Regions from separate parts of the Homo sapiens genome. Here region 2 is linked to region 1. A link is a loop called in an ENCODE intact Hi-C map of the cell type or tissue named here. Cell type or tissue: PC-3. All regions are shown on one strand.

Region 1 (8,000 bases):
TCTTCTGACTGGTGAATTTCTATTCACTCTTCTAGCCCCAATTCTAATGCTACCATGTAAGGACACCCTGATTCCCTCCTGATGGTGTTGACTATTATTTAGGATGCTTTCATCCTTTTTACAAGTCTCTGTTAGTAGCACTTGTCAGATTGTTCTGTGTTAATTTTTCACGTATCTTCCTGAATCAGTCTATTGACACAGAGTGTCTCTCTCTTGCTGGGGGCTGGAGTGCAATGGCACGATCTCAGCTCACTGCAACCTCCACCTCCCAGGTTCCAGTGATTCCCCTGCCTCAGCGCCCCCGAGTAGCTGGGATTACAGGTGCCCACCACCATGCCCAGCTAATCTTTGTATTTTTAGCAGAGACAGGGTTTCGCCATGTTGGCCAGACTGATCTCGAACTCCTTATCTCAGGTGATCCACCATCTCAGCCTCCCAAAGTGCTGGGATTACAGATGTGAGCCACCGCGCCCAGCCACAACACTAATTTTATTCAATTTTATGTCATCAGCGTCAAGCACAGGACCGTGATCCATAGTAAATATTGAATAATTGTTTAATAAGCAAATGAACATGTAAACACACCATACAGGGAGCCAGTGTTCTGTCTTTTTATAGAGCAAGCTTTTTACACAATTATGTATATTGTACTAGAGAAGTTTGCCTGCTTGCCTGCCTGCCTCCCTTCTTTTCTTTCTTTTTTCTTTCCTTTCTCTATCCTCCAAGCATTGATTGAGTGCCTTCAGTATTTTAGGTTCTATGTAAGGTGTCAGATGCATTGAGAAAACTAAAACGTTGCCTCCCTCCTAGAAGTGTTCTCAATTTTAATGTGAAGGAAAACAGTAAAGTAATAATAAACTTTGGGTACCAATAGTTTCACAGGAACCCCCTCCATGGTTGTAATTGAACTGTTGAGTTGTCCTCTGCTCTCTAAAGGTCAACTTTTGAGATGAGCTTTGAGAGCAAATGGAGACCTCCTTATAGTGCCTTGATACATTAGCATGTGCAAAAACCATTGATAGAACCAATGTCTCAGTTGTTTCTGGAGAATAGTATCTGATGTTGAGGATAAAAAGTGCATTGTCCTGAAGGTCCACATGCCTGGGTTCTAGTTCTAGCTTTGCTACTAATTAGCTATGCCCTTGATTCAGTGATTCAATCTATTGCATATCTTATATCTGTAGATTGAGGGTGCTGGTCTAGACTCCAGATCAATGAATCTCAACTAACAGTTAAATTACAGGATTCAAAAACATGTATACATTAAATTTATATTTGACATAAATATACATTTATATTTATAGCTAATAAAAATAATTATCTATTGGACATTATTTATTGGATGACTAATTAGGAAACATAATTTTATATGTATGTGTGTGTATATATATATAAAACTGTTTCCTAATTAGCCATCTAGTATATATAGTGTATGTGTATATATATATACACACACACACACACACACAGTGTGTATGTATCTATAGTGTATAGCATATAGTGTGTATATATGTAGGTATGTATATATAGTGGATAGTGTATGTGTGTGTATATATATATATACACACACACAGAGACACATATATATGTATATATGTACAATTTCCACCAAAGAGTCACTAAGTTAGAATCACCCAGGGGAGGCCAGGCCATGCATTTTTAGCAAAAAGCTTGCCAGTGATTCCGAGAGACACTGGCCTGAGCTAAATCTATTTTCCATGATATCATGATATATTTGAGGTCTCTGGGCCTCTACTTCTGTCTGTCTGGCAGGCCCCCACCCTCATGGAGCTGTGGAGACTCTCATCCCACTCCAGTCTTTCTCCTTTAATAGGCTGTGAGAACTAGGAACATTGTTTCAAGAAACAATCAGATCAGTAGCTGACATCATAGGTCTTCCTGAAAGAAAGGAAAGAGATGCAGAGCAGAGATAAGACCAAAAAAGTCCCCAAATGCACATGGGCTGCTGGTAATCACAGCTAGCACTGAGGCTATCTGCAACTTCTTGAACTTTAAGAGGGACCCAGTCATTCTGGTGTCCTGACTCCCAAGTATTTATTCTCTGACTGAGGCATAAAGATCCGGGTGAGCTAATGCATCAACCGATGAAAAATGAACAATTAAAACAATGAAGTTGTCGGTTCTTTTACCAGATTGCAAATAAATAACCTGCCTGTCAGACTGGCTGCTCTGCTGGACCATTAGTTTAATACAAAGACATTCTGAGGAACGGGTGGATGACAGCTGATCTATCACCCCAGTGGTTCCAGGCCTTTGATAAAGACCTGAGCAAAAAATGCTGTCATAAACCACAAAAGGTCAATCCCAATTTGTGGGAAGCAAAGTATTAAATGAAATTTGAATACACCCCTCTGCCCATCATGAAAGCCATAGGCTTTTTTTTTTTTTTTTAACCGGCAGGGTGTTGGATAGTTCTTTTAACAAACCGAAACACTTTTCTTTCTGCATATGCTTATTTAGCTTGTTAGAGACATTGTGCTGGTATATATGGCCATGGAGTTTGTAATTGCCACAGTGGAGGGAATGTGATCTTAGACTCCACAATGTATCTTCTTGCCAGGCTGAACAGGGTCTTACTACAAGGTGGTAGTAAGACATTCCATGCCATGGCAAATACTAAAACAGTCCTAATTTAACAAAAAGTCAATTCATTGCACTTTCTTATATGTGCTATGTCTATATGCCATCGCATAAAATATTTGCCAGCTAGAAATATTGTTCATTGGCAATATTAGATAAAGCCATATATAAAATAATTCAATAAGGATATATTATTGAAATTCTCTAGTTAATATCTCATTTGTCTTTAAATTTGATGGAAAAGTAATCACCTTTCAGAAGTCACCTTGAAGAAAATAATTATTATTTCTCAGAAGCATAAAATACAATTATAAAATTTACCCTACAGTTTACAACTAGGCAAGGTGCAATATTTATGAAGATTAACTAATTTCTTTCTCTAGTTGACTTTGTCTCAACTTGAATCTTAGCAAAGCTGATCCTCAATTTTTATCGAAAATCAATGAAATTACTGAGAAGTCAACAAATCAAAACAATAAATTTTCCCCTTCCAATTTTTTGGGGTATTTACCTATATTTAGGTTATATCTTCATAGTCAAAATGTTTATGTTCTACCTAAGTCAAAACAGCACTATCTATTTATTCGTATTTTTTAGTACATTAACTGATTAATTCAGAGTAAAATGTACCTTTAATATGGAGAAATACCTTAAATCTATACAGATGCTATCAGTAGAGGTTTTGTGGTCATTTAGTTGCCCAGAATGATTTTAACTAGGAAGAAGTATCAGCTACATTACTTCAAACTGGTTTGACCAGTTCTTCCTGTGGCCTGGATGGCTAATTAGGAAACGAGATGAATAAGAAATTAATGTAAAGCTTTTCAGGCTGATTTTCCTACCCAGCAAGTTAAACCACAGCTTTGCCTGTTATCTGCCTTTGTGATCTCTTCAAGGTTATATAATACTGTACCTCTCACTTCCTAAGAAGAAGCCCTGAGAGACTGGAAAAAGCTCAGAGCTCATTTCTGAGAGTAACCTGGTTCTGTTCCTGGTTTTGTCACTTATTGGCCAAGTCATTCATGCAAGTGATTTAGTGTTTGCTTATCATATTATATGCACAATAGCAACTGCTTAAAGAAAACTTCATGCAAAAGGCACATGCTGTTATCTAGATAGTGGGGTGCCCTTAAAGTCTTTTCTTAAAAAAACAGGGCAGTAATGTTATACAGACCACTAAAGGAAGCAAGTAGTTTCTGGTCTACAGACTTCTACTGTGATCTACAGTTAGTCCTTCGTTTCTCTAAGTTTTACCTTGGGAAGTTTTTCTTTTTAATTCACAGGTCTTCTTTCTGAGTTTCCTTTTTCATATCTCTGGAAGTCTCAAGCTGCTTTCAAAATGTTTATTGGCTCCTGACCTTATCCCAAGAATCTTAAGTCCTTTTCAACGTGACATTGTATTAAAACTTTTCTTTTGCATCCATTAACTAAGTAAAATTTTAAAAATAATTGGTCATAATTTGTCCATGTATTTTTATGTCACATAGTTTTTAAAAATATCATATTTGTATTCATGTCTATAAAGAGTTGTACATCAGGCTATTGTTAAGAACACTACCCACATGATAACATGGTCTGTAAGAGATGAGTCAGAAGCTACTTAAAATAGTTGAGAATACAGAGGTCATGGCAGGCTGAATAATGGCCCCTCAAGATGCCCATGTCCTAATTCCTGGAATATGAATACATTACCTTACACAGCAAAAGGGACTTTGCAGATGTGATCAAGTTAAGCATCGTGAAATGGGGAGATTTTCCTAGATTATTTGAGTAGGCCCAATGTGATTATGAAAGTTTTTATAAGGAGATCAGAGAAGAGAGAAGCTAAGCTGCTGGCTTCGAAGATGGAGAAAGATGTCACAAGCTAAGGAATGTAGGTGGCTTCTAGACACTGGAAAAAGCAAGAAAATCTATTCTCCCCTCAAGCCTCCAGAAGGAACATAGTCCTCCCCAATAACCTGATTTACATTTCTGACCTTCAGCATCATGAGATAATACATTTATATTGTTTAAAGACACTAAATTGTAAATGCATATTAGTGGTAATTTACTGCAGCAGCCATAGGACACTGACACAGAAATGTTTATAAGAAATCACCACTAAAGAAATTATTCATGCAACCAAACACCATCTGTTCCCCAAAAACCTATTGAAATAAAAAACAAAATAATAAAAAAAAAAATATTGCCACTAAACATGGGAATTTCTGCAGGTGTATATCTGATAATATGCCAAAATATTATCATAATTATAATTCATTCTGCTTTTTGATAGAACATCACTATACTTCGTGTATATTCTGTAGAGTTTTGCTTAATCTGAACCTGCTGAAAAAATGTCGTCATTTGATTAATAAATTTTCTCTAATGTTGAAAGAATAAAAATAATTTAAGAAGACCCAAAAAAATGTTTATAACAATCTAACACGCATATATACCTTTGCCAATGTATCCTTAAGAATCATGTCAGTAACTCCTATGTACCCAGTGTTTTCCCTGTGGAATTGTTTTCTCCTCCCTACTCTTTCTTCCTCTTCTTCCCCTTATCTCTATGTATACTTTTTTTTTTTTTTTTTTTTTTTTTTTTTTTTTGAGATGGAGTCTCCCTCTGTCACCCAGGCTGGAGTGCAGTGATGCAATCTCGGCTCACTGCAAGCTCCACCTCCCAGGTTCATGCCATTCTCCTGCTTCAGCTTCCAGAGTAGCTGGGACTACAGGCGCCCGCCACCACGCTTGGCTAATTTTTTGTATTTTTAGTAGAGACGGGGTTTCACCGTGTTAGCCAGGATGGTCTTGATCTCCTGACCTCGTGATCCCCCCGCCTCAGCCCCTCAAAGTGCTGGGATTACAGGCGTGAGCCACCGTGCCCGGCCCATCTCTATGTGTACTTTTACACTCTATCTAGTGTTTTGGATGTCAGTGAAGTAGTGATCTCCTCAGAGAGAATATCTGGAACTAAACACCTCCATCCCACCCCTGCCAGTCTAAATTGGGGTCCCTGATACTATTTTCCTCACAGCAGCCTGCACCTTTGTCACTTGTTTAAATTAGCTATTAATTTGAATGATTATTTAATCGTGTTTCTTTTCACTATTACAAGTTTCAAGGTACAAGAATCATGCCTGGTTTTGCTCACTGTTGTGAACCTGGCACACAGTAGGTATTCAGAGAATATTTCTTGGCTGAATGAAAAGATTCAGAATTCTTCATTTCTTGTAAGATTGACTGAAACTGTGTACTACAATGTAGTCCATCTAGAAGCATGAGACAATAAACTAACAAGAGTGATTGTTTTTGTTACTTACCATCTCTTGCAGAGAACATGAAGCCATCAGGCTTTGATCTCCTCTGAAGTCTCAAAGTCATTAGTATTTAGTTGGGTAATAATTGATGGACAATTTTCATGATGACTATCTAATATAAGAAATACTGTATTCTCAAAAATTATTTTTGGGTAACATTCAGAATGTTTTTTCTTGCTTTTATGTCTTTATTTTCATTTTCATTTTATTGCTTTGCAAAACAAATTGTAAATTCCTTCAGTAAGGTTTGAAAATCCACTTGAGAACTGACTGTAATAACCCTAAGAGGTCAAATTGCTCAAGAGTAAATTATTCCTATATTCTACAACTTTGATTCCTCTATATTTCAACTCAAAGCTAAAGATGTGCCTGGGCTCCTTTTGGTATGGAGAAGTGATTAACATGTGTGACTAGTTTCATAAAGCCCCAGACATTGGGAATTAATGAGAATATGGATAAATTTTATTTACATGTGTTTCTGAAACTTTACATCAAATAATTTCAATGTTCGTTTTTAAGAAATAATTTTCTCTGAATAGCAGATACATGTAAAGATGTTCTTCAAATGTTAAACAATTTTTCTCAATAATTTTGCTGATGTTTTCTATGTTGCTTGTCCAGCACCTTTGTTGAACAGTTGATTCTGATTTTTAATTATAAAGGTTTTCATGGAAAGGAAATAAATTTTGCTGAGGCACTATGAGATTCCTATACGTTACTATTTCAACTGTGTTACTCCTCATAAAAATCTGTAAGATAGATTCTATTAATCTCACTTTATAGAATAGAAAACTGAGGGTCTTAGAGCTCAAATAACTTTAATACCAGAGATCAGGTCAATGGCAGTGTTGGGCCTGCCTAACCCAAAGTTCCTGTAATTTCCTTTGGACCACACTATCTTTACTGGATACTTTCAGACCAGCACAATTTACATGACATCCCTCTCTCTCTCAAAGCACACCAGCCCAAACGTCCCTTCCTTCAAAGCCCTATGCCACTGGGCTCCATACCTCAAGTTGGGGAATGGCTAAATAGATTGGAATACTAGCATTTATTACACAAACCCTATTGTGTTCAGCACAGCCACTTTCACTTTTCAGTATAATTAGTCTCCTCAGAGCTCAGTGTTTTGTGGGCATATTTGCTATGGGAAGATCAAGTTTTATGCTCATGTATCCTGTGGCAAAAACAGATCTTCCCAATGATGGGATGAATTTGTAATAACTTTAGCTCTTGGTTTCTAAAGCTTTCAGAAGCCTCTAATGAAACATATTTCTATTTTTTTAATTATTGTTTACTGGCCTTTCATGTTAGAAACCTCCCATGAGGTAGTTCCTTTCATCAAGTCACAGTGGAATGTAGCTGATGCCCTCATGTGTTTAATGACAATGAGACAGAGGAAGTAAGAACATCACGTGCATCCACTCCCAGCTACCTCGGAAATAGCATGGTCAGTTCTCTTGTTAGCCACTTATCAACCAAACTTTCCAGACAGTAAAGCCACGTGGTGTACTTTTTGGTGTATCTGGCAAGTTCAGGATGAATACTTTATTGATAAATATTTGAACAATTAGTGACTCTTAGATAAAAAGATGTCTAGACTTAACAGCAGACTATAAAAATAACTGTTCAGATACTGAGTCAGAGTCCACCTAATGCTCTTATATTTGTGCATGTTCCAATCAAGTATTGGAGAAAAAAAGAGAATTTTTTTTTCCTTAATCACCCTGTGTTTCATCTATCACTTTGTTTTTAATGCTAAGCAAGCAACCGATGGAGTTTCTACACCACTGTTACTTTTACTTAAAGCTGTGAGATTAAATATCATTAAGGATAGTGGATGCTAAGAATACAAGAGACACCATAGGCATACAAGATCAGTAAACAAAAACATGGATGCAGTGAACAAAACAATAACGTTAATTCTTTCATGTACTCCTGATGCTAAGCGCCAAGGTAATAAGATGGTTGGTCTAATGATTATTATTCAATTTTAGGTCTGTGGGACCTAAATACCAACTTGGCTGATTTGTTTCACTGATTTTGTTTGAATTCTCATGAAGACACAACCATGAAACTCAAAATGTCTACTTAACT
Region 2 (8,000 bases), 150 kb after region 1:
GGAAAAAAAACCCTGTACATTGGACTATAATTAACGTACTGCTATACTTGCAGAGGCAAAGTAAAATGGTGAATTGGTGCAATTACCTCAATAATTCAAGCCCAAAAGTACCAAAACACTTTTATCTAGTACATCGGATTATTTCAAGCCAAATATCTGAATAAATGCCCCCATTATTCATATCATTTTGAATATATGTATACATCTGTTTTTTCTTGTGGGGGACAGGATGAGGGTAATCTTTGAATCATGTCTTCAATGTTTCCAACATAAATAGAGAGTATCATTTTTCATATTTGTTCCAAAATCCAGTGGCCTTTTTATTAAATTGAAGTTTGTGCATCAGTGGAAAAATCTTCACTGAAATATGGTACTTCCAACTGTAAATTTGGCTTGATTTAAGTGGCTTACAAGCATAACTGTACAACAGTGACAAGACACGGCCTTCTTTGTGGGTGTTGGGGGTGGGGCACAATTAGAAACACTTTTTAAATCCTTTCAGTTTTTGTTCTATATATGGAATTGAACTGTGATCCTGGAGAAAATGGTTCAACCCTGCTACAAGGGGTTATATTCAAATTAGTCCAAGACAATTGTGATATCAAAAGTGGGCTAAAATTGCAGTTATTTAAAACTCAAAGAAATACCCCCTCTTTTTTTCTGATCTTTACAAATCATATACCTATTTCAAAGCAAAATTAAACTCTTCTGATTATATTTCCTTAGCTACAGCCATGAACTGAATATAATATCAGCATTAAAATACAAATTAGTCACATTTGGAAAACAACCAACAAAAGTTTTTTAAACTATAGAAATACATATCAATTAAACTAGGCTGTGCGTAGTTAAAATCCAGTGTCTGTACTAACAAAATCTGTCAGCCCACCATCATTTATGTTTTATAATAAATATAGTGCTTAACAGAATGTGGGAATAACATTACCATGTATTGACAAGCCTATTATACTTTGAACAGGTACTACAAAGAAAGCTGTAAAGCAAATGTCTTTGTTCACTGTGAAGTCTGCATCGTAGAATAATCCCTAGAGATGAGGAAGGAAGAGTTTCAGACACAATTAGGGCCCCTTTTAAAGGGTATCCTCAGTAAAATACTGTGTATAAGTTCTTCAGCATTAGCACATGTACCCTCTCTTATGATTGCTAATAAGTCCTCTGGGCCTCTAGTCAACTTTCTGGTCTTTGCTTTAAAACCTGTCTCAACTGAAAGGCAATGAAAGGTCCCTTCAAGTCAGATAATAGGGGTGTGCACAGAAGCAGGTGAGATTGTTTCTCTCTGGTTTGATTGGTACTATCTTTGGAATTTCAGCCTATGATTTTATAGTCTCTACACTGTTATTCCATATACCTGCTTGAGTGTTAAATGGAAGAGCAGAATAGTACCTTTAGAGAAGAGATTAATACCATAAGTGTTCCACACATAGTAAATCTCAAAAGATCTTCATCGACCAGCTATGAAAGGAAGCCAAAGAATCAGAAAGAGAAAATGACAGAACGGAAAGTGGTTACGGCTTAATTTCTTGATGTTAAGGGGAAAAAATGTTTACTATTAAACTTTCCTTGTTCTAAGAAAAATTTGAGACCACTCTTTTTCTCACCTTAATTTAGAAAGGCCATATTAGAAGAAAACAAAAAACAAAAAAAACAAAAACCAAAAGTCATTTTCCAAATCATGATTTCTAAGATGCTGATAGAAAGGTTTTTATTTAAATAGCTGTCCTTTCTATAACTTTGGATCCAAAATTCTACTTCTAGGAGTCTTTCCAAAGGAAAAAATCAGACATGTGTATAGAGACTTAACTATATGACTATACACCAATTTCAACAGGAATAAAAATTGGGGACTGATTAGGTATATTATTATATGTGCATATATACAATGGAATAAAGTATAGCCATTAAAAAGACATTATTGAAAATTCTAATTTAATTGCAAGTGCTTTTTTAGTTCTTACTGTAGGCTATATTCTGGCCAGGCTGTAGCATACATTAGTGTCTGCTTTCACCAACCTCACACTCTCGCAGGAAGACAAAGATGGAAATATTTATTTATACTTGATATAAGTGTGGTAATATATTCACTGAAAGAACACATTAAAGGACATTGTGCTTCTGATTTTTTTATATACATATTTCATACATATATAGAAAGCATACTTATAATGTGTGTGAGCATATATACTCACACATTTGCATATACGTATATATAATGTGTGTGTGAGTAAATATATTTATATCTATTCACATTGTACCTGTTGGCTATTGCTGCATAACAAATCACCCCCAAACAACTATTACTTATTTCCATTCATGCATTTATTGTTACTCATGCATCACTGTAGGCCTACGGATTGGCTGGAGCAGCTCTGCTCCACATGCTCCACGTGTCTCTCCTCCTCCCTGGGATAATAAGCTGGATTGAGCATGTTCTTCTCATAGTAATGTGAGATGGACAAAAGAGAACAGAAATAGGAGGCATCTTTAGGTCAAGGCTTAAGAGTATTCAGAGAAAAAAATGCAGAAAAACCACGAGATACATAGGAAGCGATATAAATTTTCTGAGTGGTAAGATTATGTGTAATTTTTCATTTCTTCTGTTTATTTTTTCTAAAGTTTTAACAACAAAATGTACTACTTTTATAATAAAATCCAGGCAAAAACTTATTTTAAATATTTCACTAAACTATTCACAGGTTTCCTATTTCTTATGTCCTTCTCATAATTATTTATATAGAAAGGAGGCCAACTGGAGATAGAAGACCTAATATTTGATGTTGTCATTTATGTGTCAAAAAGCCATATTTTCCTTATGCGTTGCCTGGCCTGCTGTTGAATATAAATTGTGTATCACTGATAAACTTAAAGTGGTAGAGAATTATAACGCTAATATAATCCCTGTTCATTTACTTACTTTCCTCATTAAAGAAAACACACACACACAGAGAATTCCATTTGTTTACAAAAATCACAATCTTCTTAAATTTGCTTTGATTTTTGCATGGACACAACAAAATGTTTTAATATAGAAAGAAAGTACTTAACACCTTGAGTTGCTGGTATTATTTTTCAAATTTGTGGTCCTTCATCTCATAATGACACATAAAAGAAATGCTTTATGCTCATCTCTGTTCTTTGATTTCTTTACTCATGTAAGTGAATTTTTTTTTCTTTTCCTGTGGACTAGCCTAGAAAGCCTTATTTCCCTCCCCCCTCCCTTTTTTTTGGTGCCATAATTAGATTGAGTGGTAGATGTTTCTAGTGAATCATTCTACCAATTAGGCTAAAATATTAAAGACAAGTAACTTGAGAAGGAAACTCACATATCTATAGCACTTTGCAGCAGATGTATCCTATTTACTTCTTTATTTTATTGCTTAATGACTGGATCTGAAGTAATTGCACCATTTGACAGATATTTATTTGTAAAATGTGATTCATTCAGTCAGACACTTTTCAAATGATTTTCATGCCAAGTGTTAAAATTGCGTAGGCTTGAGTAGCTGTTTCAAAAGATGCAAACACACATGTTAATTCCATGCATCAAGCACATCTACTTTCGGCTCTTTTTATTATAGAAATATTTCAGTTGACAAAGAGTGCTAGTGAACAGACGGCAGGGACTTCTGGACTTTAATCAACCGCAATCACTGGCAGAGTTCAGAATTAATTTCCTAACCATGAATCACCTGCAGACAATGAATCACGTTCTAGAGAATTTTGCCAAACAAAACAAGCCATCATGCCCTATACAACTTTTGAGGACAGGGCTATGGAAACTCATTTGACTAGCACAGTTGAAACAGTGAAAGGGAAAGAATACTAGCGAATACTGGAACAAGCTATCAAAGAGTGCCTGGTGACTTTCAACTTAAAAAAGACAAAGGAAAGCAAGAGTTCAGCAAGAAAACACTCCTTTCTGAAACAACCTATCCATTGGTTGGCTTCTATCCCTAAATTCTAGCTATTGACAATCAAGATAAAGGATTTTTTGACTAGGATAGGTTCTATCCATTATAGCACAGACGTCAAAACATTTTCACCTATTCTTTAATCAAAGAATCAGAAACTTCTTATTTAGTTTCTGTTTCAGACACTGTATCTCCTTGGACAGAAATAAATGAGGGCAATTAGACAAATATTCAGATCATTCAGCTAAAAAATGTTTTTGAATGAAATAACCAAGTTATTTTTATACTTAAATTTGTGATTGTCTCAATTTTCCATTTTCTCTTCTAGGTATAGAACAAAGCACCTTTACATGCTTCTGTACACTGTAAAAAAGTTGCAGCCATAAAAAATGATGAGTTCGTGTCCTTTGTAGGGACATGGATGAAATTGGAAATCATCATTCTCAGTAAACTATCGCAAGAACAAAAAACCAAACACCGCATATTCTCACTCATAGGTGGGAACTGAACAATGAGATCACATGGACACAGGAAGGGGAATATCACACTCTGGGGACTGTGGTGGGGTGGGGGGAGCGGGGAGGGATAGCATTGGGAGATATACCTAATGCTAGATGACGAGTTAGTGGGTGCAGCGCACCAGCATGTCACATGTATACATATGTAACTAACCTGCACAATGTGCACATGTACCCTAAAACTTAAAGTATAATAAAAAAAAAAATAGAAAAAAAAAAAAGTTGAGACAAATTTCAGTTTCAAGACATGATAAAATGTTTAGCACTTTACATAACATCATCAAAATGAAAACTGATCACTTAAAAAGAAAATATTTTTATTGTCAAATTTGAATATAGTTAACTTCAAACTACACCAACAAGTAAACAATATACCACTAGGAAAAATAAAAGGCCTTGGCCAACCCAAGATATTTGACATACTTTGCTCCCATCATGCATGTCATTGCAATAAGAATAAAGAAGGAGTAGAACACACATCTTTTTGGGACAGAGTTTTGCTCTTTCACCCAGGCTGGAGTGAAGTGGCATGATCTCAGCTCACTGCAACCTCCACCCCCTGGGCTCAAGCGATTCTTCTACCTCAACCTCCTAAGTAGCTGAGATTACAGGTGCCCACCACTATGCCCAACTAATTTTTCTATTTTTAGTAGAGACGTGATTTCACCATGTTGGCCAGGCTGGTCTCAAACTCCTGACCTCAGGTGATCCACCCACCTCAGCCTCCCAAATGCTAGGATTACAGGAGTGAGCCACCATGCCCAGCCTAGAAAATGCCTATCTAGAAAAAATAATGAATAATAAGAACTTGCAAATGCATTATTACACAAATATCAGAAACTTAAACTAGATTGAACGTGTTTTCTTTTTACTGATTGATAACTTCCGTCAAATAAATCTGCCCTTATAAATTCACCCAGTGTTGGCACATAAAGAAAAAAAAAAGCAAGATTCATATCATATGGCACAGAATAAAATAATTTTCCAGATGAGCAATCAATATTTTATTTTAGACCATGAAAACAGGTATATCGGACTATAAAGCATCCATTGTGAGTCACTTTAGCCAGGCGAATGGAACACATTAACCATTATTATTATTGAGTGGAGGTAGCTGGAAGTTTTTTATTGACTCATATACCGTTTGGTCATACTATTGTCTGTCCATCACAGTGTGTTGTCTTCCAGCCTCTTAATCATTCCTTCTCATTCACTGATCGTCTTGGTGCCTGGGCTTACATTTCTTCTCTCTTCTCCAAATTCTATTATCCTGAGTGCCTGGCAAGACCTGTGTTCAGCCCAAACAAACCTTTGGTTCTAAGCACGTTGGTCTCATCTCGAATGACTTTTTCCAGTCCAATACCCTTCAGGAGTCCACCGCAATGCTGTAAATCGGAGTCATTAATCTTTATCTGAAACTGCTCCAGATTTTCTATTGCAAATTCAGAATCTATAATTATTTGACCTAAAACTCTTATTCTCTGACTGTTGCCCAGTTACTTCCCATACATTTTTTAACCTCATTTGTTTAGCCACTGTACTAAATATTATGAAGAGCCCTGTTAGTACCTTATATTGTTCTAGACATCAGATCTCCTGGAGTGAACCCAGCAAAGATGCCTGCTCTTGTGGAGCTTACATTCAAAACCCTTGACCCTTCTTCATTCTCCTAATCAACTCTCCCCTGTCTTCCTTTTCTACATAGTGTAAGTCCCATGAGCCATCATTTCAACTACTCTGTTCTTAATATCCTAACTTTTTGGCTCATTATTCTTCCATCATGTACTGGCAGAAACCCAAGTCTTGAGGAATCCAACCATCTCCCTTCTCAGCATATTCACCTCAGTGACTGAACATAATTTAGAGGAAATCACGTAACTGTGCAGATAGATGCCATACTAAGTTCATGGTCTCTGCTATAGTAACTGGGTCCTCAACATTTCCCAGAAATCCTTTCTTTTATATTTTCTTAGCTCTTTTTCTAGATCCCTTGGTGCTTATTTCAAACTAACAAGCAAGCTAAATAATGTTGGCATCCAAAGCAAGCAGTTTCAAATGAACCCACAAATCAGTCAGTAGTCCTTCCCTTATCTGCAGTTTCACTGTCTGCAGTTTCAGTTACCCACAGTTAACCATGGTCTAAAAATATTAAATTGAAAATTCCAGAAATAAACAATTCATGTTTTAAATTGCCTGCCCCTTCTAAGTAGTGTAATGGGATTTCACATTGTCTAACTCTGTCCTGCTTGGAATATGAATCATCACTTTGTCAGTTACCTGTGCTACTTGTCCCTTAGTCACTTAATAGTAATCTTCATTATCAAGAATGAAAAAACATAGTGCATAGAGGGTTCAGTATTGTCTGCAGTTTCAGGCATACACTGGAGGTTGTGATATGTATACCCCATGCATAAGGGGAGACTACTCTAACTCATGATATGACTAACAAATAATAATTGTATTAGTTCGTTCTCGCACTGCTAATAAAGTCATACCCGGGACCAGGTAATTTATAAAGAAAAGAGGTTTAATTGACTTACAGTTCAGCATGGCTGGGGAAGCCTCAGGAAACTTACAATCATGGCAGAAGGGGAAGCAAACATGTCCCTCTTCATATGGCAGCAGGAAGGAGAAGTAGCAAGCAAAGTGGGTAAACCCCTTAGAAAACCCATCAGATCTCATGAGAGCTTATTCACTATCATGAGTACATTATGGGGGTAACTGCCCCCATGATTCAATTACCTCCCATTGGGTCTCTCCCACAACATGTGGGGATTATGGGAACTACAATTCAAGAAGAGATTTGGTGGGGACACAGTGAAGCCATATCAATGATGATTATTATCAATACAGAGCATCTAGATGTGTTCTTTCACTAATCAGGGCTCAGAGAGTGAGGCAAATAGAAAAGTTTCTGAACCTTGGTTGGAATGGAACAACTAATTTTCTTTGCCTAAGTGTTAAACATTTTGTTGGGCCTAAGTTTAAAACTGAACTCCAATTCAGCAAGAATAGTTAAAATAGGAAGCTTCTCAGTGTTATGAATAAAAGAACCCACATATATAACCTTCCTGGACTGCCAGACCAGCAGGTGGATATAGCAGAAGATGATTAAGGGTGCTCCAAAACTTAACAGGGCCTTGGACAATTGTTGCATGTTTTTTGCCTTGGTTTTCCCACCTGTGAAGTATGTATAACAGAATTAACGTAACAGGGTTGTTGTGAAGATTGAATGGGAAATATGTGTAGAATGTTTACAAGAGTATCTGGACCTCATAAGTACTCAGCTATGTTAGCTGTTAGTTGCTGATTCCAATTCCATCTATAACTCTGGCTCTGTCTGTCTCTTTCCTGACACAGCAAACTTCTTAAAAACGCTTTCTGTGTTTGCAGGTTCTTTCTAATTTCTCCACCATCTCGTCACTCCACTACTCTTCTGAACCTGTTCTCATTGAAGTCATCTATGGCGTCCTTGACACTAAATACCTTAGATTTATTTCCCCGTTCTTATTTCACCTATTGGCATCATTTGACCCTAAAAACCACTCCCTTT

The links. Peaks named below come from ENCODE experiments on the same cell type or tissue, not always from the same donor. Only the 100,000 strongest peaks of a DNase experiment are listed, where the experiment ranks them.
Region 2: it touches region 1 in a loop (3-fold over the local background); 8 of 110 quality-filtered maps call a loop at or near these places.

Annotation. Positions count from the first base shown.
Region 1 is chr3:168,874,635-168,882,634 of GRCh38, forward strand. No RefSeq gene overlaps it. Among named protein-coding and RNA genes, the nearest start is that of LINC02082, 23 kb to the right of the region's middle. In PC-3, no CTCF peak of the experiment used is centred here; DNase peaks (open chromatin) are centred at 3,397, 4,217 and 7,297; H3K4me3 peaks cover 501 bases; H3K27ac peaks cover 2,705 bases.
Region 2 is chr3:169,023,339-169,031,338 of GRCh38, forward strand. LOC107986051 (a long non-coding RNA gene) reads right to left here. Exons shown (of 3, transcript XR_001740574.2): 3 at 5,428-5,832. Among named protein-coding and RNA genes, the nearest start is that of LINC01997, 24 kb to the left of the region's middle. In PC-3, no CTCF peak of the experiment used is centred here; DNase peaks (open chromatin) are centred at 3,703, 5,573 and 6,723; H3K4me3 peaks cover 944 bases; H3K27ac peaks cover 2,792 bases.